Linked DNA regions of Homo sapiens: all the other regions are linked to region 5. The links are chromatin loops, found by intact Hi-C in ENCODE. Cell type or tissue: natural killer cell. All regions are shown on one strand.

Region 1 (5,000 bases), 180 kb after region 5:
GAATTCCGAAGGAGAGTAATTAAGGGAGGCCAAGACAGCAACCATGGGTCAGAGTTTGACACTAAGTCACAGTGTGGGTGGCAAGGGGAGAAAGATATGACTGAAGTTGCTCTGAAGTGTATTTAGCAAAAGCAAGTGAAGCTGTATCCCAAATTGGCAATCATTTTACATATTTCAGCCAACTTTGAGCCCTCTAGTCTCCGTTTCCATACCCTGTTCAACAAAATCACACTGCACAATTTCCCTACAAAGCTAATGCTTATGACCTGGTGAATATCCTACTATATGAATCATTCTTATGTGATGATAGATAGATTAAATAGATGGATAGATACATATATATGTAGATCACTGCTCAGGGTCCTATTATACAAACTTTTCTGCACCTCCACTTCTTCCTTAATAATAAACTTTGAAACTCCCTGGATGACATTGATCTAATTCTATTCTTCTTGATGACTTCATCATATTATTGATATGCCACAATTTATCTAACCATTCTCTTACCAAAGGATATTCTATTTGCTTTATCTTTTCGTTCATTTGCTACCACAAATTATTCATGCAACAAGTCTTAATACACTCTATGCGCCTGTTCAACTCCAGGAATAGAGCAATGAACAAAACAAAGTTCCCACTTTCCTAAAGAATCCATTCTAGTGGAGGGGACAGGCACTAATTTAATATGTAACATAATGTTATATTTTTATGAAGCTAAACAAGGGGATACAAAGTTACAGGAAATTTCTTATTACTTTAAATGGGGTAGCCAGGGAAGAGCTCTCTGAGGAGGTATTTGATCAGAAACCTGAATGACTTGAGGGAGTAAGCCATGAGGCCTGTTAAGAGAGGAGCAATCCAGTCAGAAGGAACAGCAAGCAGCAAGCACCCGAGTTCTGAGGGAGAGATACTCAGCGAGACTGGGAACACTTGTGAATGCCACTACAGTAAATGCAGAGTGACAGAAGGGCAGGAAAAGGGACCAGACATATATCTTGCCCAAGGTCCAGGTGATGCAGTGCCTGGTAGGCTATAGAAGGAACTTCAGCAAATGCCACAATAAATATCCACATATATTGCTAGATTCATCTCCAAAAAGGCTATCAGAACTCACATTTCTATGAGCAGTCTACAAACATAGGCAGCCAGGTTCCAAAGTCTATGCAGCAGCTGTTTGTCAGCCGTTTCAGTTTGCTTTTAAAAAACATTTATCTATAACTTGAAAAAGTATTAGGAGAGTGAAATATCTGTATATAAAAGCTACACAAATGCAAATATTCTTGTTAGTTTATCACATCTGTCAAACCCAGAAAGCTCTGTATATTAGACCCATCAGTGGGAAACCAGACAGTTTCACAGTGAAAAAAAATCTCCATCTGAGAAAAATAAAATAAAATTCTGGTATAATCTCTGGTCCAGTTACCTCTGGAGAAATAGTTGACAGGACTAGAACTGGGGACTACAAATTGGCAGTGGCCACACACAGCTATAGGACAGAATAAGTTGCTAAGAGGCCTAACATGTATCATCATGAGATAGAATTTTCTAGGTTGGAAGGAAATGGTCTTTTTAATATGCCAAAATGTTGACTTTCAACTATAATCATAATAAAGCAATTTATATCAATAAAAATACATAAAATGGGTAAAAATAAAAGCTAAAGGAACTTGTTTTAGTTATTATTGTCCAATCTTTTCTTAAAACCTCTGGTTTCATCTTCTTCCACTGACATCTTACATTCTGTGAAGGAGGAAGTAGGGGGGATGGAAACGGCTTTAAAGAAGCACAAAAGGCCTGAAGGTCAATAGGGAGGCAAATACTCAAAGAATGAGAACCGCAGATATCTAATAAAGTCTATGTTGCCTTTTCATGCAAAAGGCATAAGGAATGCTTAATCATCTAATATTTACAATGTAGGAAAAAGCTATTTCACGTTGAAATTTGTAGCATTTTTGGGTGATTATGAAACCCTCATTTAAAATAGCCATGTATCCTCTATTTAGCAAACCAAGACTACAAGAAATCTTAGACATGATATTAATACCCCAAAGTTTAAAACTCCAGATGTGAAGAAAAGCCAGAGAATGCCTGCTGTGTAATAAGGCCTATATCTCTTTGGAATCATGGATTTAATTAAGTTTCAATTTGCATCTTGGGCAAAAAGATAGACTGTTAGAATGAAACAAAAAGAAAGAGGGAAAAAGCCTTCTAAAAAACAAAGTGTCAATAAAATTTTAGTTATATTCTCTAGCCATCATTTGGCTTTTAAAATTCTGATAACATTCCCTCAAAAAACAAAGCATTTCCTTTTGTCTAGACAACATAACCTGCTTCTGTCTCAGATAGGCCACTTGGGAACCCAGGATCTGACTCATTTCCCTCACACCATATATGATTCCATATAAAACAGGGCTATATGTCCCTTCCACAGCCCAAATAGGGATCCCCAAAAGGCGGTGCTTCCTATCATTCTTGGGCCAATGTTTTCACCAAGTTCTGTTTGAAAATGTATTTGTTCCTGTTTTCTTTGCACTTACCTTGTGAGGTCTCATCTCCATGACATCTGACAGTGGCTTTGGGTGTTGCCTAAAGAGAAAGCAGCAAGCAACAGTTACAGAGGTGGTTTCCTGTGGAGCAGGCAACTTAACACAGCTAAGTTCAGGTCATTCTCTGAATACTAAAACTGAGAAGTCAACGATAGTGTAATATCAGATAGCTAAATGTTTTCACTATACCCACACATGTAGTAAAGAATTTAGGCTGCTGAATTTTCTTTAACTACAGGGTTCTGCTTTTCAAAAAAAATGTTTTCAACTTACAAAGACTTTTATAACAGACTGCCTTTTTGAGAAAGGAAAGCCTTCTTTCTTTATATTATCCAGGAACCATTATACGCATCCCATAGAATGTATTGCTGATACTTCTTAGAAGTATCTTCAGAAAAGGGTCTTATCTTATATTTATTATCTTATATTTATTTATATATTTATTATATTATATTATATGTTATATATAAATATATTATATATTTATATAATTATATATTATATATTTATATATAAATAAATATATTATATTATATATTATATAAATATTTATATTTATATATAATGTATATAATATTATTATATATTATATATATTTATTATATATATAATTAATATATAATAAAATTATATATTATATATATTTATTATATATATAATTAATATATAATAAAATTATATATTATATATAAATATATTATATATTTATATAATTATAAATTATATATTATATATAAATAAATATATTATATTATATATTATATATAAATAAATATTTGTATTTATTTATATATAATATATAAAATATTTATATATTATAAATAAATATAAGATATAAAATACCAGTAAAATGTGTTCCTAGGAGTTGAATATATGCATGCATATGGCATTTGCTTGTTTGTTCATTGATTCATTTATTCATTCAATGAATTTACTGAACATATATTGAGTTTCTCTTTTTTGTGCCCTGAGGATATAACCACAAATAAGACATAATCTCTGTCCTCAATAAGTTCATAAAATCTTATGATTTTATGGGAAATCACAAGATGGGAAAAGAAAACTGGACAAATAATTATGAATATTATGTGAGAATTACAACAATAGGAATTTATATAGAATACATTGGGCCTCAAGTGGGGAAACGGGCATTCTAATTAGCGTAAAAGAGCTGATCAAAGGAGTTGATTCTTGAACTGTGGTAAAGAATATTGTGTGGTCATTTTTCATGCAAGGAAGTGCATTCCCAGCTGGGAGTCTAGCATATTCAAAGATCCAGAGGCACAAAACAATATAGCACTTTCTGGTAACTGTAGCTAGTTCTATATTGATAGAGTGTAGAGGACTCTAAAAAGGAATAAGACTGAGATATTAGCAAAATGATTTTTAACATCAGGAGGCATTTCTTTCAGAGAACAAAAATAAATAACAAGTATATCCATGAAATACTTCTTGAGAAATATTTTGGTTAAAGATTGAACACTTTGAAGAACAATTAAGTATGAAGCACTTCAATACTTTGGCTCATGTCTGAAAAATACATAGATATTGCATATTTTCACAATGGCAAATATTCAGACTAAGTGCTAACACATGAAGCTGAACTAGATTATAAAATACTAATCTCTTTTGAGGAAACTATATTTTTATGTATCAGAATGGCTTAGAGCCAATAGAAAATTACAGCCTGTATAATAGTGTCTGGCACAGAGTAGGCTCTCAACAAATAGGTGTTGATGGAAATACCACATTGAGGCAGCTTTTGGCAAACAAAGAAATGCTTTGGGCACCAACCCAGGCTCTCCAGCTTAAAACTGTTACTGCTCCTTCTGCAATTAGAGACTTTTTCCCTTGTGATTCATAGAGTTGCATTCATTATATCTCTTTTTGGTCTCTGCTCCTAACTAACCTTCCTCCTAGCTCACACCTACCTAGAGATACCTGAAAATGTTTTCTCTAGGTATGTCTGGGCAGGTTCGAAGGATATAGCTATTATATCATTGGCCTTGGACATACAAACCAAAGAGGCACAGTTGCAGTTGCCAATATTGGTGGCAATTCAAAATGCTCAAATAAAAGGGGAAAAGCAAGAGATCCATGGACAACCACAATAAGAGAAGCAGAGCATCTCCCCCTTATTCTACCTTCTACCATTTGGGTGCATCCAGTTGGGGTAGAGGAGCTATGACAGGGAAAGAGAGAAAAGGGTAACTAAAGAACAGGTATGCTTAGCAGAAGGGGATCTAAGGTACCAATACAAAGTCTTGGGTCAGACCCAAATACCATTTCCAAATGCAAAATGCCCCTCAAGACTCACTGATTTCTCTACCTAGTGCATCACTTCCCAGTATATCACCAACCACTCCAGCTTCCTTCTGGTCCTCTGAAAAGGTTTCTCCTTTTTGTTCTGCAGCTGCTTCACTACTCTATTTTCATCAAAATTGAATCCAAGCA
Region 2 (5,000 bases), 88 kb before region 5:
AAGAGGAAACTGAGACAACAAAGATTAAGTAATTTTCTCAAGATCACATGACCAGTAGCTGGAGGAGTTGGAAATTAGATACAGATCCAGCGACCTCAGAGCCTGGGTTATTGCTTGCCCCATGGAGTCTTTTTGGGTCACTTTTGGCAAATCCAAAAGTGATCATCTAGAACTTCTCTGGACTCCTTCTCATGCAAATCTTCCTGATACCTGACACAGTGTGGCACAATGTGCATCAGATGGATAAGCAAAGGAATTGTTACGCTTCTCAAAGCCTATCCTGACTCAGGGTAGGTCAGGCAAGAAAAACAATTTATCTGTCATGTGTAGACACTATTTCAAGTGGCCCATAAATGGCTCTAGGACATTGAAAGAGGGATCTAAATGAAAAAAAACATTACTCTTTGTGTGACAAAAAAGATAAGAAATATTCAATGGTGGAATCACACTGAAGAATCTCTATCCCCCAAGATCCAATTAAAGTCCCACCTCCTCAACAAAGCCTTTCCTGTTAGACTATGTCATTGTTTTCTTCTCTAGTTTCAAATTATATTTATGGTCTGTTAGTGTTCATTTGTAACGTTTTGTCATACATAAGCTTGTTTAACTTTTTCAAGTGTTTATGAATTGTCTGCTGAAAAAACCAAGCTTCTTGAGGAACGTACTCTGTCTTATCTTCCTCTTTATCATCCTAGTATTTGCTTAGTGGTTGGTTTATTGAAAACCACCCAAAGGAAGTTTGAATTGAACTGAAATTATAAAATAATACGAGTAGTAAATGATTATGAAAAGCTTTGTAGGGACCGTCATGGTAGAGTTCATGAGCTATACTGTTTCCCTTTATGAGTACAACTGAAGAAGAACCAAAGTTGGAGCCTGTATCAGTCAAGGTCAGGGCAGGAAACATAAGGCTTTCTCACAGAAGTGATGGGAGACATTTTAATGAAGAGAACATTTACGGAGGGTGGCAGGATTGTGGAAACCAGCAAAGAATGGTGAAGCAGCTCAGGGTAGCAACTGTGAAAAGCTTTTACCCCCTCAAGACCTGCAGGGGTGAAGGTATGGCAATGTTACAGCCAGACGACAGTTAGGTAGCAGGAAATGGACCAACTAACAGAGCTAAGATTGTTCAATGTACTCAATATCAAAACTTGCCAGCAGTGGTAGTAGGGTTAGAGACACACATCTATCTGTTTGTCTCTCTGTCTGTGTGTCTCTCTCCACTTCTGCTCTCTGATATCTACCTGGTCCCTGTCATTGAATGAAACCAACTGGAAGTAAAAGTGCAAGGAAGATCAGATGGTGCAGTCTATATAAGTCCTCCTGCTGGGTATAGAGCAATGTGGTGATGCAATTACATAATTTGTTCCACATACAGCTAAGGTTTTTTACATAATTTGTTCCACATACAGCTAAGGTTTTTCTGAAAATCACCTTATATTATTTTATTGATTTTACATTTTATTAAGTTGCTATATTTTAAACCATCAGTCTAACAATAGTAAAAATTAGAAGTTAATCTTATTTTAATATATGATTATTAATATTTGCATTTACTTCTTAGAAATCACAACTACATATTTAGATTTTAAAAAATATATGGGAAAATACATAAAATATTCTCAAGAAAAAAATGCTGTTTATGAGACATGTAGAAGTGTAATAGTACACTCATGGGCAGACTTAATAGCATTGTTAACACCCCCAAACTAGCAGGAAACCACAATAACTTTGAGAAAGAGGCTGAAGACACATACCCCCTGCTATAAATAAAAAAATAAATTTTTGAAATGCTCCACAGGATCAATGGTCCTTAACTTTTTTTTTTTTTTTTTTTTTAGCACTCCTTGTTCACATGCTAAACCAGGTACCGATTTTGACATCATAGATGCAGTGCAGATGTAACCACACTGTGCCTCCCCAAAAGCCAAATTTCCCACTTTAATTTTTTTTTTGTTTTTTTTTTTTGAGACAGAGCCTCGCTCTGTTGCCCAGGCTGGAGTGCAGTGGCGTGATCTCGGCTCGCTGCAAGCTCTGCCGCCCAGGTTCACGCCATTCTCCTACCTCAGCCGCCCTAGTAGCTGGGACTGCAGGCGTCCGCCACAATACCTGGCTAATTTTTTTGTATTTTTAGTAGAGACGGGGTTTCATCCTGTTAGCCAGGATGGTCTCGATCTCCTGACCTCGTGATCCGCCTGCCTCGGCCTCCCAAAGTGCTGGGATTACAGGTGTGAGCCACCGTGCCCAGCCCCATTTTAATTTTCTATTACAAGAATTTAACCATTTTTACTCTCATGTAAAGATTGGCTACAATGATGTTAACTTTCACTTTCATTTTGGTATCTGATTAGCTGGTATAGTGCCCTTTATTTGAATAAAGAAGACTGGAGGAGGAGGAGACTTGGGAAAAATATTCAAGGGCTCAGTTTTGACCAGTTGAAACAGAGACATGTTCAACCTTCCAGTGGGTAATAGAGTTTAAGGCTCACAGGAGAGATGTGGCCTGGAGATATAAATAGGAAGTTGTTGCTATGGACATGAGCCTGAATGAGATCATCAGGGAGGAAGTAGGTTGGGCACTGATTATTGAAAAGCTCTTCATGAATTACAAACCACGTTCAGAGGGGGGCTTTTAAGATATTAAAATGTACTTTTATACTGTAATGATTTAAAAAAGTGATAGTGAATTACGGGAGAGATCCATGATAAAGCATCCAGAAAGAGACTCAAGTATATATATGAATCAATATATAATTTTAATATTTCTAACTGGTAGAGGAGGTATAAGCTTATTCAACAGATAATGTCTGTTTTCTTTGGATACTACTATTTTTAAAACTAGTTGTTATTTTGATTACTTCAACAAATGAAGCTGAACAGTTAAAAGCCTGAAAAATGTTAGATCTTATATTTAATTTATATAGAATTTATTTTGATATAATTTATAAAGAACAAAGTTAGCATACAAGTAAAAATTATTTTTATAATCCTGGGATGAGGAACACATCATAAGCATGGTATATAATATAGGAACCATATTAAAAAGTTTATAAACAATAAATAATGCAATAAAACAAAGTGAAAATAAAATGGCACACCAGGGGAAATATTTTCAACAAAACTGAGAAACTGTTGTTTCCTTAGTGTAATATTTGAAGATGTTTTATAAACTGTTATTAAGCAGGTGAATACCCACAGGAGCATACTGATTATGTCAAATAATTTTTTTAATCATGAAAAAATATAAGTGGCAAATAACTTGTGAAACAATGTTTGGTATATTTAATTATAAAAAGAAACAACAGTGAAATACAATTTTTCCTATCATTAGACAGGGAAAGATATAAATCAAATCTTATACTATTACTGAAGTTCACTTTGGTGATATAAATTAAAAGCCCTTATACTGGCTTGAGCAGATATTGTTTTGCGAAGATGGTAGCAATATATAACCCATGCCACATGTTTTTCTTACAACGTGACATCAACACTCCTCCATTGAGAGATGGGATCCATGTCCCCTCCCTTTGAACCTAGGTGACCTTTATAACTGCTTCTACTCATAGAATGTAGCAGAAGTCTAAGTAATAAAACGCAATATAGCTTCATCTACTGTGCACATACATAGCCCCTCTCTCTCTGTCTATTTGCTCTTGATGCCCAGCCATCTTGTGAAGAAGTTTGGCCTCCAACTGATGGCTAGGATTAAACTCTAGACATACGAGAGTGACCCTTCAGATAATTCTAGCCCCTTGACTTCTAGTCCTCTCGTTGCAATCCAGATATCACGAAACAGTGTTCCTGCTGAAAAATTGCAAAATGGTGTTTTGTTCTTCCACTCTTCCTACATTCCCCTTCCTATTACTGAACAAATTAGCAAATGCCCTTCTTGTTCTTAAGGGATGAATATAGACATAGGAATAGTAATTTACTTGAATGAATGTGCATAGACACATACTATCCTGAAAATGAATGAGTCATATTATTACACATTGAAAAGGTCATGGATAATATTATTATGCCTGTTTTTACACATGGGGAAAAGCATCCTAGAAAGTCTAAATGGATTACCCAGTAACCATCGGAAATTATCTGAGAACAAAACTAGATATACCCCAAAATTTATGATCTTTGCACTGTGCAGAGTAGCATCGGGAAACATTTCAAATTTCTATTGCACTATACTAGGTACTAGGTAAAGAGGATTGTATAGTCATATTTCCCTAGACATTTTAGTCTTTGTAAATTAATACTCATTTACTTATGAAGGGCAAAAAATTTGATATGAAGATAACACTGAATTTCACAAGTAGATTATTAGTGAAATGATATGATAAATAAATGAAGCTAAAAGGATTTACTTTAAATCTGAATGTTTTATTTATGTACCAAGATAATTCATTTATTTAGATAACTATATATTTTTAATACACTGTACTTATTTTCAACAGTCTAAAGTATAACCAGAAGGGGTTTATATTTTACACCTTAATTGTGTAGGACCTGTCCAAGGTATAATTGCGAATTCAGTAAAACTTATTTTCAGAACTCACTCATATTACCTGGCCTTCAAATTTCATTACCTGGACACATGGACATGTGTCTCTTTTCCTTATAGAAAGGTTAATTCTGGCCACAAAGCTATGTTACTTAAAGTAAATTGCCTAGCAATTCTATCTCATTGGCCCAGAAGTAATTAACATTTTTGACAATCACAATTTTAAATGAGCTACCCTGTCTTACAGTGATTGACTGATTTTTCATCTTGTTGTTTCAGAATGCTGCATAAAAATAAGTTACTAAGACTTTTTATAAACATTTTGGTACAATTTGCAAAATATCTTAAACCTTTAATTTAGGTTACGTAGAAATGGGCCATTGATTAGGCAAATGTCTAAGAAACTATCAGCTGTAGCACACATTCTATGAAGGGAAGAATACTGAAGGTCAGAGAATATCATTACCTGAGAGTCAAAACCTAAAAAGCAATAGAGCCAGAA
Region 3 (5,000 bases), 140 kb after region 5:
GAACAGTTTGGAGGGCTCAGAAGAAGATAGGAAAATGTGGGAAAGTTTGTGTCTTCCTAGAGACTTGAAGGGCTCAGAAAATAGGAAGATGTGGGAAAGTTTGGAATTTCCTAGACCCTTGTTGAATGGCTTTGACCAAAATGCTGATAGTGATGTGGACAATTATGTCCAGACTGAGGTGGTCTCAGATGGAGATGAGGAACTTGTTGGGAACTGGAGTAAAGATAACTCTAGATATGCAAAGAGACTGGCAGCATTTTGCCCCTGCACTAGAGATCTGTAGAACTCTGAACTTGAGAGAGATAATTTAGGGCATCTGGCAAAAGAAATTTCTAAGCAGCAAAGGATTCAAGATGTGATTTGGGTGCTGTTGAAAGCATTCAGTGTTATATATTCAAATATATGGTTTGGAATTGGAACTTACATTTAAAAACAAAGCAGAGCATAAAAGTTTGAAAAATTTGTAGGCTGACAATGCAATAGAAAAGAAAAACCCATTTTCTGAGGAGAAATTCAAGCCAGCTACAGAAATTTGCATAAGTAAGGAGAACCCAAATGTTAATTGCCAAGACAATGAGGAAAATGTCTCCAGGACATGTCAGAGGTCTTCACAGTACCTCCTCCTATCACAGGCCCACAGGCCTAGGAAGAAAAATGGTTTCATGGGCAGGGCCCAGGGCCCCCCTGCTGTGTGCAGCCTAGGGACATGGTGCCCTTGTCCCAGCCATTCCAGCTGTGGCTAAAAGGGGCCAAGGTACCGCTGGGCCCATGGCTTTAGAAGGTGCAAGACTGAAGCCTTGGCAGCTTCCAAGTGGTGTTGAGCCTGCAGGTGCACAGAAGTCAAGAATTGAGGTTTGGGAACCTCTGCCTAGATTTCAGAGGATGCATGGAAATGTCCGGATGTCCAGGCAGAGGTGTGATACAGGGACAGAGCCCTCATGGAGAACCTCTGCTAGGGTAGTGGAGAAGGGAAATTTGGGGTTAGAGCCCCCACACAGAGTCCTCACTGGGGCACTGCCTAGTGAAGCTGTGAGAAGAGGGCTACCATCCTCCAGACCTCAGAATGGCAGATCCACTGACAGCTTGCACTGTGTGCCTGGAAAAGCCATAGTCACTCCTTGCCAGCCTGTGAAAGAAGCGGAGCTAGAGGGGGAGTTGTACCCTGTACAGCCACAGGGACAGAGCTGAATAAGTCCTTGGGTGCCTACCTCTTGCATCAGTGTGACCTGGATATGAGACATGGAGTCAAAGAATATCATTTTGGAACTTTAAGTTGTAATGACTGCCCTGTTGGATTTCGGACTTGCATGGGGCCTGTAGCTCCTTTGTTTTGGCCAATTTCTCCAATTTGGAATGAGTATATTCACCCAAAGTGTGTACACCCATTGTATCAGGGAAGTAACTAACTTGCTTTTGATTCTACAGGCTCATAGGCAGAAGGGACTAGCCTTGTCTCAGATGAGACTTTGGACTGTGGACTTTTGAGTTAATGCTGAAATGTGTTAAGACTTTAGGGGACTGTCGAGAAGACACAGTTGTGTTTTGAAATGTGAGGATGTGAGATTTGGGAGGGGCCAGAGGCAAAATCATATGGTTTGGCTTTGTCCCCACCCAAATCTCATCTTGAATTGTAGCTCCCATAATTCCTATATGTCATGGGAGAGACCCAGTGGGAGGTAATTGGATCATAGAGGTGGGTCTTTCCCATGCTGTTCTCATGATAGTGAATAAGTCTCATGAGATCTGATGGCTTTATAAAGGAGAGTTCCCTACATACTCTCTCTTGCCTGCTGCCATGTGAGACATGAATTTGCTCCTCCTTTGCATTCCACCATGATTGTGAGGCCTCCCCAGTCACGTGGAGCTGTGAATCAATTAAACATCTTTCTGTTATAAATTACCCAGTCTTGGTTATGTCTTTATTAGTAGTGTGAGAACATACTAATACATGTGGGGAGTTGGAGGTGGAACGGGGTAAAGAAAGTGAGACAACTCTTCCTCTTCTTCCTCCTCCTTCTCCTCTCCTCTCCCTCCTCCACCACCACATTCTACTTTCTTTTCTTCACAGTTCAAAGGACTTCTGTCCTCAGCAGTTGGGGAAAGCCAAGATACATCTTCTATAGACTATTCTCTACAATTAGCCACAGGCAGTTTGCTACTAACTGTCCCTAAAGACAGATATCTGGCGGTCTCCACTGTAAACTAAATACATTCATGTTTTTAACACAACACAAAATCATGGATATGATCTTAGTAGTTAGGAAACCCCCCTTAAGTTTGTATTAGGACACGTACGTACCCAATACTGAACCATAAACATAAGACCAACTCAGCATCAAGCTTGCCCAGACCGAAGCTGCCTAAGAAAGGGATGACAGACCTAGGGCTGAGAAATGAAACTAACTTCATCACGGTTCCAGAGGATGTGGGTAGAAATCAAAATTAGACCCTCTAAAAAGGGTATGAAGAGGTGAACTCATGCTTGGCCCATTTTAACATCCAAAAACTTTGGGATCCAAAGTAGTAGGCAGCAACAGGAGCTGCTGGCAGTGGCCATCCTGTAGATAGCCAGGTGGTAGCATCCTTTTGAAATATTTTCTTCCTTTATTAAATGATTTTACTCCCACATTCTACAAATATATGTATCTTCAATTCTACATTCCCTATATTTGGGAATTGGAACATAGGTATCTGAGGGTACAATAATAGTTTCTAATTATTTTTCCTCCTGAGAAATTCTTGGTATCTTCCTCTTTTTGCTTTCCCTATGCCCAAACCCTCTCAATTCTTAAACACTCTTCACCAATCTAAGGTTATTTTGACAGACTTGCATGCTGTAACAAGATGTTTCCTCCTCTTGTCAAACCCATGTGTTTTTCATCCTGAGCAATGGCATTTTAAAAAATTATGTTCTTCAACATTATTTGTAAGGTCAGTGTTTCACTTCCCTATTCTTCTTTCTATGCCAGAATTCACAAATGCAGAAAGAGTTTTGTTGTTGTTTTTTAAATTCCACCTGTAAATCCAACCTTTTCAGTTTCTACCTTAGAATTAAAATTTATAAGAAATACATTCTAAATCATTTTCTCAGTGGTATCATTTCTTCTCAGTATATTCACAAAAGCATGAAGAAGTTGATGGGTTGTAAGAATCTTGGTACACCTCGTGACTTACCATGGAAACTATCCAGAACAGGTGGTCTCCAAATATCACCAGGATTTTTTCTCCAGAGCTGACATCAAAAATCACTATTATTCCATAGAATGTGAAAACCTTCTGTTTCATTAAAAGACCACAGTTTATATTTTGTGAGAAGAACCTTATCAAACTCCACAAGCACAGTTTCTTCAAATTTTTCTCTGTGGCATAATATCTACCTTCACTTGCCAAGATTTTAACTCTAATTTGTTTTCATCTGTCTCCTCAAGGTAGTTTATAATTTATTTATAAGGTATTTATAGTTTATTTTGTTTCTGTGTTATGTATGCTAGCATTTTGTCTAGGAGCTCTTCATTCTTCTAAATAAACTGAAGCCAAACCAGACGTTCCTCAAGAGGTTTCTTAAAGTTTTGTTGTGTTTTCCTCTACCATGTAGTAGTAATATTTTTTGCACACCTTTAGTGTATTTGAAAGCACTCTATATTTTTAAGCCTACCTTCTCTCTCAAAAGACTATATATTCTCCCTAGAATACACTATTTATTTTCAAATACACCCATCCACTATCACCACCACTGCACCTAATACATTCATGACATCAACTAGTGATCCAACAAGTGTTTGTTGAATTATAAAATGGAAAAAAAACATTCTTTTGGTGGCCATAATTACAAGTGAATTATAATTCTTGTAGTAGAACACCAGTGAAAATTATTGAATGATTTGGGGTGGTGGGTGGTTCTTTGAACTCTGAATGTTCACTTCTTGGGTACAAAGGTTACTAATTTTCTGAGTATTAGAAATTAACACTGATGTGCATCACCCAATGAGGCCAAACTCCTTCAGAAACCACAATAGTGTTGTAACAAAATCTACCTTTTCCTGCCTTTATCTGTATTTCCTATTGCTCCTTGCTTTTGGTATATCAGATTCCTAGAAACACTATTTTAAAGACTTATTAGGCTACTTTCCAATCTCTTGATCCTTCCTGTTAGAAATTTTTCATTTTTAATTGAAGATGTTAGATTCCAAAGAATAAAATGCATTTATGTCTTATATTTATATATCTTTACTTTTACCCAATCACAGTGAAACAGAAAATAAAACTAGAAATCCTTGTGTAATATTTTGGCAACTTGCTCTTGGTTTTCTTTTTTTTTTTTTTAGATAGGGTCTCACTCTGTCACCCAGGCTGGAGTGCGATGGTGTGATTATGGCTCACTGCAGTCTTGACTTCCCAGACTGAAGTGATCCTTCCACCTCAGCCTCCTGAGAGGCTGGGACTACAGGTATGCACCACCAAGCCTGACTAATTTTTTTTTTGCATTTTTTTTTTGTAGAGTTGGGGTTTCACACTATTGCTCAGGCTGATTGTTAACTCCTGGGCTCAAGGGATCCACCCACCTCAGCCCTCCACAGTGCTGGCTGGTATTAGAGGTGTAAGCTGCCACACCTGGCCCAGTTTTCAAGTATTTTTAAAACCCCTTTTACAATTGTATAACAACAACAGGAAAAAAAAAAAAAACAACAGATTCTGAAATAGATCAGAGAAACAGAGAGTAAATTCTAATAATTAGAATTAGAGATCAAATTCCAAGGAATTTACAACTCAGCAAATACTAATTATCACCAACATACTGTTCATTGAAACTACTCTTTGGTCTATTAATCTTTATAAAAATTATTCATCTTGAAACCTCCAGGACCTAGCGTTGGGTCTAGTATCTAATAAGTAAGTTTAGTGAATCTATAGACAATATTGGATCACGTACCAAGGAGAGTTAATGATAGAAATAGAGAACATTGATTTATTCTTAAGAAATTTCAGTTTAACAAAGCTGC
Region 4 (5,000 bases), 160 kb after region 5:
TGCTGATCTCACCAAACTTATGTGCAATTATCTGGTTCTTCTAGATCTACACTTCCTGAGTCATTCATTTTGTGACTATGCTGGTATTTGGAAACAAGGTAAAAGAATTGTTAATTTGTGAGCTCTTGTATAAACGATAAATATGATTGAGAAACCATGTAACAGTAGTGTAAAGCTTCACAAATCCACCATACATAAGATGCTGTGGCTGCACTACAGCAATGGTAGGTAGTAAGAGATGACAACTTGCTAGCAGCCCTCGCTTGCTCTCCATGCCTCCTCGGCCTGGGTGTCCACTCTGGCCACACTGGAGGAGCCCTTTAGCCCACCACTGCGCTGTGGGGGCCCCTCTCTGGGGCTGGCCAAGGCCGGAGCCGGCTCCCTCTGCTCGTAGGGAGGTGTGGAGGAAGAGGCGCCCGTGGCAGCCGGGGCTGCGCAAGGCGCTCGCAGGCAGGTGCGGGTTTGGGGTGGGCGCGGGCTCCGCAGCCCCTGCACTCAGCTCGGCCTGCGGGCGCCTGCTGCGCTTGATCGTGGGAGGAGCTCCCTCTGGGCTGCCAGAGTGCCCTGGCTATGTACCCCAAAGTCCCGTGGGTAGTGCCATTGAGAGATGAAGCCGGCTGGGCTTTTGGGTCAGGTGGGGGCTTGGAGAACTTTTCTGTCTAGCTAAAGGATTGTAAATGCACCAATCAACACTCTGCGTCTAGCTAAAGGTTTGTAAACGCACCAGTCAGCGCTCTGTGTCTAACTAATCGGGTAGGGGACTTGGAGAACTTTTGTGTCTAGCTAAAGGATTGTAAATGCACCAATCAGCGCTCTGTCAAAACGGACCAATCAGCACTCTGTAAAACGGACCAATCAGCTCTCTGTAAAGTGGACCAATCAGTAGGATGTGGGTGGGGCCAGATAAGGGAATAAAAGCAGGCCACCCAAACCCTCTCCGGCAACCTGCTTGGGTCTTCTTCCACTTTGTGGAAGCTTTGTTCTTTTGCTTTTCATAATAACTCTTGCTGTTGCTCACTTTTTAGGTTTGTGCTGCTTTTATGAGCTGTAACACTCACTGTGAAAGTCTGCAGCTTTACTACTGAAGCCAGCAAGACCACGAACCCACAGGGAGGGACAGACAACTGGGAATGGGAAGAAGGAACAACTCTGGGTGCTTTGTGAACTGTCACTGTCACACTCACGGCGAAAGTTTGCAGCTTCACTCCTGAGGCCAGTGAGACAACAAACCCCACCGGAGGGAACAAACAACTCCAGATGCGCCACCTTTAGGAGCTGTAACACTCACCGCAAAGGTCTGCAGCTTCACTCCTGAAGCCAGTGAGACTATGAGCCCAACAAAAGGAAGAAACTCCGGACACATCTGAACATCTGAAGGAACAAACGCTGGACACACCATCTTTAGGAACTGTAACACTCACCACAAGGGTCTATGGCTTCATTTTTGAAGTCAGCGAGACCAAGAACCCACCAATTTCGAACACAGTAGGGCTGGAATTGCGAGCTATACTTTCTGTCACTTAGCAGCGAAGAGCCTGTCCTAAGACTAGTAAGTAGCAGGACTAGGACTCCCTCCCAGGTCTCTGAGCTCATGTTCACTGCTATTATCTGTCACGTGTTCAGCGTCAGGGTTTTTTCTCTTTTCCCAAGTAGCAAAGGCTTTTCACAATTGTGTTGCAAAGACCACACCAGAAACAAGACATACAATACTTGATAACATTTTCTGCTTCACCGATGGAGGACTACAACAACATGTGAGGTTTTCTGGCCTTTAATTTCTTTGAAAAGGTCAAAACTGTTAAAAAGGAACTACTTACTGTATTTTGCTAAAAAACATAAACATTGCAACATTTCAGCTTTCAACTTAGAACATAGGAACATTGCCTCCTGCGATTTTGATTTTAGATAACCAACTGCAAATTCTGATACAACTCCTGGCTGACCTTATCAGTTTATATCTAGGGATGTTCTAATTAAAAATAAAATTGAATTCATTTCTTTATCATACTTTTATACAACCATAGATTTCCCAACTTCCTACCACAGTAGGAGGCACTGTGGCAACGTATCAATATAAACACAGTATGGAAAATTCTAAACCAAACCTGATGGGAAATGCACATGATACTATTATTTGGGCTATGAAAAAAAAAAAAACAACCTTGAGGAAGTCTTTTCTGATTTTATTTTCACTGCACTTTGCTATATGCTGGTAGAGTTTCAGTACATGTGAGCGCTGAGGCCCTCAAAGTAAAAATATGGAGGTCTTGAGGTCAGACCAGCTACCCTGCTGTCATTCATTTCCTGTGCTAAGGTTACACTGAAGATAGTTTTAAAGCTTTGATGTAAACAGAGCAAGATTAAAAAGAAAACTTGAAGAAAACAAACTTTCAGGAAAATAAAGGCCATAATTATTACATTAAAAACTCTGCCCTTTGTGCCTTAATATGACATATCACAAAAATGCCATTTTAATTGTTTTACCATATATTTAAATGTTTTGTATTTGTTGTTATTCCCAGCAGCTAACAATAAGAAAATAGCAACATTAAGGTCAGTTTATTGTTTACTAGAAATCATGATTCTAATGAGCTCTGAAGAAAATGTTAATCATAATTCTTTTGCAGTCTTGTAAAATAAATACTAATGCTTATGTATAAAGTATATATGAAGAAAATATGTATATGTGTGTGTATCTTGAATGGTGATTCTCTTTTTAAAATGATTTCATTTTTCTCTTTTCCATAGGAAAAACTGTTTAATCAATTTTACTAAAATTTCACAGCAGAACTCAAAACACATTGCAACAAAATATTTCAGCATATGCTGAGTAGTGCTCAGACCCTTTATATGCAGATATGTATTCCAGAAGAAGATGGCTCTATAAGTTTCATGCATTTAAAGGGCTTTGTCATAGAAAAGCCTTCGTGCTGGACCAAAGTCAGAGAATCTATAGGCTAGCCCTAACTTAGCCGTCTACTGTATGCTTGAGAGCTCTAACACTCACCTTCATATTATTAAAATGGATATAATTATGAAGTATTCAGAAGAATTAAATCCACTATATAAGTAAAAGCACTTAATAAACTGTAGAATAATAACACAAATGTAACATTCATATTATTAATACTACCTGGACTTTAATGCCAAGGTCAGTATTAAGATTCCAGTATATAGATGGAAATAACTCAAAAAAATCTTAAGTTAATTGTAAGAATAAGATAGGTTATCATTTTAATTTTTCTTTCATTATATTTTTGGAATTATAATGAAGATGATATTTTGAGGAGAGCAAAAAGTCTGCACTTATTCTTAAAGATAAGTGTTCCTCTCATACTTCTACTTATGACAAAACAAATTGTTCATTTCCTACTCCCACTTCCTAGACAAAACTCAAAAATGTTAATTTTTTAAAGAAGGCAGTGCAGCAACTCGATTTTAGAATCCTGTGAATCCTCAAATCCACCAATTACCTCTGTGACCACGAGTAAGTTACCTAACCTGTTTCAGTTTCTTCTTCTATGAAATGTAGATGACAATACTACGAACATCTCAGAAGACTGCTGAGAATATAAATGAGTTACACAGGTTTAGAACTTAGCATGTCTAACACAGAGTAATAACTCAATAAATGTTGTTACAGTATGACTACATATTTCCTCACATTGGCATTTTGGACATGCTGATCAACTCCCAATCTCTATTTGTGAAGACCAAAAAGGTTAGCATCCATCCCAGATTCGTCTTCTTTCATGTGTCAAGACACTTTCCATGTAGAGTCCATTCAGATGAAATTACAGCAATCCCCTCTTTCAAGTTCAATTTGTTTGCCAAAATCATCTGATCCAAGAAAACTCTAATACAATTAGGTAGCTTAATGGCCATAATTTCTAGTCTTAAATAATCACAGTAGACTTAGTAAAGATTTATTTCAAATTCTTGCCATATGATTTCATTTTTTTTCATTTATCTGAAGAAAAAAAGGTGTTTATAGAGCTGCTACCACATTGCAGGCATTATTTTAGGTGGTGGGATACAAAGTTAAGCAAAATCAAACAAACAAAAACTGAAAAACATAATCCCTGCCTTTGTGTAATAAGAAAGATAAATATTAAAGTAATTACACAAAATAAATGTAAATTTTCATCTATATTAAGTGATATAAAGGAGAAAAAGCCAGTGCTATGGGAATATAATTCTGTGGGAAAAAAACAAATTATGTTGGAGAGGGAAAGCTTCTCTGTGGAAGTGATAACTTAGTTAGTATTTGAAGAAACCATGAAACTAACAGAGTGAAAGCTACGAACAATCATGTTTAAAGTACAAGGAGCTACGTGTGGGTAACAGGGAGCATGGGGCTTTCAGGGCATGAAAAAGGGAAAGTGAGACTGGAGCTCAGAAAAGGGAAAGCATGGAGTGAATGAGATGAGGCTGGAAAAGGAAGCCAAGCCTTGTAAGCCATATTGAAGAGTTTGTCTTCTTTTCCTAAGGACAAAGGAACACCATTAAAGAATTTTAAGCATAGGTATATAGAAGAGAAGAAGGGGTTAATATAATCAAATATGAATTGTTCATGCAAACAACAATTTAGAGGGCGTCAGAGTACCTATGGAGAAACAAGCTGGGAGGTTGTTGCTGGAATTCAAGAAAGAGAAAGTGGAGGATTAGACTGAGCTAGAAATTTTGCTAGTGATGGAGGAAGAGCTTGGTTTTCTGCAAAATATACATTCTTCTCTTTCATTGCCCAGGCACATTTTTTATATAAAGACATTTCCCTTTTAAAACATCTAAAGAGTCAAAGCAAGGGGTAATCGTGGGTAAAAGGATCCCATATGCATTTGAAGTCATGAGGGAACAGTTAAAATGCCAGTTTCTAAATAATCAGTATTATTTTCCTCCAGGTAAAAGACCTTGTTTAGTATTAATATAAAACAACACTGAAAATGAACCAAAGGGAACAATTTTCATTGAAACACATTTTTATTTTGAAAATGTCATAG
Region 5 (5,000 bases):
CCTTGACTGAACATTAGAATCACCTCTGTAGCTTTTATACCACATAAATGCCACATAAATGCCTGGGCTTCACCTCAGACCAATTAAATAAGATTTTCTTATGGTGGGATCTGGGCACTCACTATTGTAATGTGCAACCAGAGTTGAGAATGACAGGCTTAAATTTATATATTCCTTAAATATCAGCCTGAGCCCTGCATTGTGAACTACATCAACCCTTTGGCTCTTATCCCCAGAACACCTACCTTACAGTGCCTTAAATTGCTGTTATCATTTATAATTATTTCAGATATTTTCACTCAATCATTTCAAATACTTCATCATTTATTAAGAACCTGTTATGTGCAAAAGATAATCCCCATATCTGTTATATATGTGGTCTTCTCTCTTCAACTAATTGAAACCACTCTGAGAGCTTGGGTTACATCTTATATTTCTTCTTCAATCAAAATAGACCTAATGCATTTATAAGCTCATATTAGATCTCAATAATACTTTTCGGTGAAGATCTCTAGGTTTATATTTTATTCTTTTAGTTACCCAGATTTCTTCAGCAAATATTTACTGAACTGCTATTATGTGGAAGATACTCTGATAGATTTAATACAGAATTTAGGCCAGGCATGGTGGATCATGCCTGTAATCCCAGCATTTTGGGAGGCTGAGGCGGGCAGATCACCTGAGGTCAGGAGTTTGAGATCAGCCTGGCCAACATGGTGAAACCCCGTCTCCACTAAAAATACAAAAATTAGCTGGGCGTAGTGGCACACACCTGTAGTCTCAGCTACTCAGGAGGCTAAGGCAGGAGAATTACTTGAGAATCACAGAAGGCAGAGGTTGACGTGAGCTGAGATCATACCACTGCACTCCAGCCTGAGTAACAATATGAGACTCTGTCTCAAAAAAGGAATATATATATATATTCGTTTTAAGAAATAATCTTCACTTTTGGCTACAAATATATTTATTTGTTTTTTAAATGGCTTTCTGTTTTTATGTTTTGAAGTGATGTTTACTTGTTTCTATATTGGATAATGTGTCAGAATAACATTTATTAAATACCTCTTTTATGTCATTCTTCTGAGTTCTTTGCATCTGTAAATTTATTCTATAGTTCAACCAAATGAGATAGTATCTTCAAAGAGAGTACCTTCTCAGAGGAGAAATGACTTTGCCCAAGTTTACCTGGACAGTAAGGGGCAGAGCTGGGACTCCAGCCCAGACCACTTTACCCCTCTGCTACAGTGCTGCCAGAGACAGTTTTCAAGCAGACAGACGATTTTCCAATTCCGGGAACATATTCATGATTTCCTTAGACTTTTCTATATAGAAAGAATTCTAAATTATACATAAAAATGCCATTAATGGTACTAGAAGTGGCTTTCACTCAAATGTCATTAATATCACAAAATATTTTACAGAGTAAGTTCTAAGAAATCTTAATAGCCAATAAGAAAAGCCTAAATGTTTTAAAGTTTTTTCAGTTTAGGTTATTAAAGAATATTTTGAATCTCTACTCTGCCCCCAGATGAGGTTTACATTTTTAAGTAGCTAAAACAAACTTCTCCCTTCTAACTTTACATTTCATGATTTGTTCAAAGAGGAAAAAAGCAAAGGTTTCAGTTACTAAGTAAACAGTCTATAAATGTACATCCTGTCTAAAAAAGCAGAGAATATGAAACCAAAGGATCCTCAAGATTGAAGAAAGGGCAGAAGATTTACAACTATTTTACAAATACTTTTCTTCTTCTAGACATTTTTCTTTTACCTTTCTTATATAATTTTTATTCCTCTCACTTTGCCCATTTTCATAATTCACTACCTTTTCTATTTTTTCTTCTCTGACTCATTTATGAATGTCTTTCGTAGCCGTGAACAAAATTCTTCTTAAAATGTGTCTCTATTAAAGACATTACAAAAGAATTTAAAGTAATAAACTTTATTTTCTCCTCCTAATTTATCTTCTTTACCCACCCTACTCTGACCATCTCCTTTGTTTCACAATACATCCTTTATTTTACAATAAAATATCTGTCTCTCAGTCTCCACATATGTGAAATCACAAAGCATCTCCCTACTATAAATGCCAACTCCTAATTAGGAGCACTTAACTTATTAAAAGTTATTAGCCAGGTACTTTTCCCTTGGAAAGATGTTAATAGTGTCTTCATGTATATTTAGTTCACAAATATTTATTAGACATTTAATATGTGATTTTCTAGATACTGTTAGGTTCTAAAAATCAAGTTGTCTTGAATTTCCCAAGTTGTCTTTTTAGTACTATGCACTGTTAACTATAATAAGATTAATAAGGCTTTTGCAACATTAGCTTAATAATATTTTTGCAGGGTGAAATTGTATTTGTATTTTATTTGGCCAGGGAAGTAATAAACTTTCTACCATTTGGTGGTAATTTGGAACAGCCTTGCTCACAGCTGTCAAGAGATTGAGAAAAAGAATAATAAATCCATAATTTATCATCTTTTAACTGGCAGGTTCACCTCACATGCAGGCATTAACATTGTTCACTATTAATACTCACATTGCCAACTGAACACAAACTACAAAATGAGGAAATGTCAAAACTTGCACTTTCCTTATAGGGTCTATTTTATCAACATAATCCAACTGTTTTAACTATGCTCTTGAAGATAAGAAAGCACACCACATTACAGATATACATGAGTACATACACTCATGGATTGCTACAACAGCCTCTAACTGTCACTATAGCTTCCCAAACCACAAACAGTGCCTCTGCTATGCACAGAGAGCAACTGAAGTATTTTAAGCAATTCTCTCATACAATGGTTTCTATTCTGTTGACAGCTACTCTGAGTCTCCGCCTTCGACTGAGGGTCAAGGGCACTGTGAGCTGTAACCTTTGATGCCTCTCACCTGCTGATTCCTGTGTAATCCCTCCCAGCCATTCATAAGAGGACTCGGAGGTGCAGGCAACTGTACTTTGTGCATTGGGTCCACAAGGAGGGGATGACCCTTGTGGGCTCAGGGTACAAAGGTTCACATTTCACACTTGGGCTTTAATCTGCATTATAATTGTTGAATAAGGAAGTATTTAAGCACACTAGTACTTAGTTTTAACCATTGCACTTGCCAAAGTAAGTTATGCATAGTATTTAGCATAATTTCTACGCCTCCGACCAAAAGAGTAAATAGGTCTCTCTTTAAAAAATACTCCTCCTCTTTTAAAGTGCGTCATTGATGCTGATGATTAATTGAAATGTGGAAATGATCAAGATTTTAAAAAGTTTGTGGTATTGTGATGGGCAAAGCACATTATTTTTAGGCCAGAATAACCCCAGTTTGGACTCCTCTTAGGGCCTGGGTAGGCTTGGGTAATTTGTCTAATGCCTCTGAGATTTCATTTCTTTGCCAATAAAATAAAAAGAAGCAATATTCACCACATATACTGAGCATGGGCTTAAGTAAAGTAAAATGCCTGGCATGTGCTGGACCCTCAGTAAATATTAGCTCCTACCCACAGTGTGGGGGAAAAAAATTAAGTGAACATGTTTTGTTGATTTTAGAACAACTTTTCTATTAATCTTGAGGGAAGTTACCAAATTTCAATTATAATATAAGGAAATAAAATTTCTGAGACAATTTTTAAGGCTCTTCATTTTCTGAAATAATACGTATGGTGATCTTAGGGTGTTGAACAGTAATTCAAGAGGGAAGAATAATTTAAATCCGAACAACTGCTTATGTTCTATTATTCAAGATTCAGTGATAAAACTAAAAAAGAGTTAGATAGTATAGTTACTTTTAAAACTCTGTTTTCTCCTGTAGCATAATGAGACTTCATTTATGACTAGGAAAGTCTAATGTGTTTTCCTTGAGCTTGTGAAGAAGTATCTACAGTTCATCCTCACTACCCAAAGAGAAACTAGATTTTTTTTACTTAAGCTCTAGAAGATGAGAAAAACATCCCGTAGTAATAAAGAGCCGTCCCAGTCCCTTGCTGAAGAGGCAAGTTCAAACTCCAATCTGTGAAGATCTGCATTTAGTTATACTCCCAAATTTACATTGTTCATAGGGCAATTGAGAGGCATTGCAGAGGTTTCAAAGAATTACAAAAGTCATACTTATCACCAAAACCAAAACCCAGTCTGTAACCAAGGCTAACCTAATACTAAGGTAGCTGTGGTCAGTCAAAAATAAAGAAAGGGTCATTTCTATGTTACATAAAGAGAAGGGCTGCCTTTTGATGCTAACTTCCCTTTATTGCCCGCTGTCATAGTATTCAGCAGATAGGGCCCCAGGAGGAGGCAGGTAAGGCATGACCCCAGCTCCAAAATATCACACAGAGGGACAGCTGAAAGGGAGACTCCAGGGCCCTAGATGACCTGCCACTAAGCTACCAAGACTTGGGGCGGGGCTAATCTTTTCCATGGCTTTGACCTCTAATTAATAAATAAAACCTGCTCAGATATGGCTGAATATTCTTTTCAAACAGTAACATAGACTCTGGCGTCATTTTGAATCCTATTCTGCCACTTTGTGGTCTGACCTTGAATATAAGCTACTTAACTTCCTCATTTGCAAACTGGGCATCCCACTAGTAGACCCTGAATAGAGTTGTCAGTATGATTATCTGAATTAATATTTGTAAATTATTTAGAATTCTGCCTGGTCAGCAGGAGGTACTTTCACAGAGTTTTAAAAATAAAAGTAGTACATCCCCCCACATATATCGCCAAGATATTCAAAAAATTATCTCTGATTTTTGCTGAAATCTTAATTTAATTAGGCAATAAGTCAGATAACCCAGTTTTTAAATATAAATTTAAATAAATATATCAATATAATATTGATATATTACTTTTATTATTTTAATAAAATCATTAAATATCTAAATGTATATTAGTATATATTTAAAATATGTAAATACACAAATATATAAATCACTTTTACTATACAATGCTTATCTATTTTATTTAATATGCTGATGTATAGGGTTCTACTTTTAAGTATAGTAA

The links. Peaks named below come from ENCODE experiments on the same cell type or tissue, not always from the same donor. Only the 100,000 strongest peaks of a DNase experiment are listed, where the experiment ranks them.
Region 1: it touches region 5 in a loop (3-fold over the local background); 9 of 110 quality-filtered maps call a loop at or near these places.
Region 2: it touches region 5 in a loop (4-fold over the local background); 7 of 110 quality-filtered maps call a loop at or near these places.
Region 3: a loop joins it to region 5, with 2.6 times the contacts of the local background. A loop is called at or near these places in 4 of 110 quality-filtered maps.
Region 4: it touches region 5 in a loop (2.2-fold over the local background); 5 of 110 quality-filtered maps call a loop at or near these places.

The regions. Positions count from the first base shown.
Region 1 is chr2:181,121,518-181,126,517 of GRCh38, reverse strand. LINC01934 (long intergenic non-protein coding RNA 1934) reads right to left here and starts at 2,681. Exons shown (of 5, transcript NR_130784.1): 1 at 2,538-2,681. RefSeq lists an enhancer at 2,315-2,414. In natural killer cell, no CTCF peak of the experiment used is centred here; DNase peaks (open chromatin) are centred at 993, 1,495, 1,767 and 2,577; H3K4me3 peaks cover 473 bases; H3K27ac peaks cover 3,259 bases.
Region 2 is chr2:181,391,115-181,396,114 of GRCh38, reverse strand. The region is part of intron 4 of LINC01934 (long intergenic non-protein coding RNA 1934); the gene reads right to left. Among named protein-coding and RNA genes, the nearest start is that of ITGA4, 64 kb to the left of the region's middle. In natural killer cell, no CTCF peak of the experiment used is centred here; DNase peaks (open chromatin) are centred at 1,134, 1,824 and 2,524; H3K4me3 peaks cover 1,171 bases; H3K27ac peaks cover 2,393 bases.
Region 3 is chr2:181,162,797-181,167,796 of GRCh38, reverse strand. All of the region lies in intron 1 of LINC01934 (long intergenic non-protein coding RNA 1934), which reads right to left. Among named protein-coding and RNA genes, the nearest start is that of LINC01934, 41 kb to the right of the region's middle. In natural killer cell, no CTCF peak of the experiment used is centred here; DNase peaks (open chromatin) are centred at 2,366 and 4,516; H3K27ac peaks cover 3,798 bases.
Region 4 is chr2:181,141,257-181,146,256 of GRCh38, reverse strand. The region is part of intron 1 of LINC01934 (long intergenic non-protein coding RNA 1934); the gene reads right to left. Among named protein-coding and RNA genes, the nearest start is that of LINC01934, 20 kb to the right of the region's middle. In natural killer cell, no CTCF peak of the experiment used is centred here; DNase peaks (open chromatin) are centred at 2,276, 3,576 and 4,356; H3K27ac peaks cover 4,379 bases.
Region 5 is chr2:181,303,615-181,308,614 of GRCh38, reverse strand. All of the region lies in intron 3 of LINC01934 (long intergenic non-protein coding RNA 1934), which reads right to left. It overlaps MIR4437 (microRNA 4437), which reads left to right and starts at 2,963; the gene lies at 2,963-3,022. RefSeq lists an enhancer at 4,345-4,424. In natural killer cell, no CTCF peak of the experiment used is centred here; DNase peaks (open chromatin) are centred at 844, 1,674, 2,834, 4,514 and 3 weaker places; H3K4me3 peaks cover 661 bases; H3K27ac peaks cover 4,641 bases.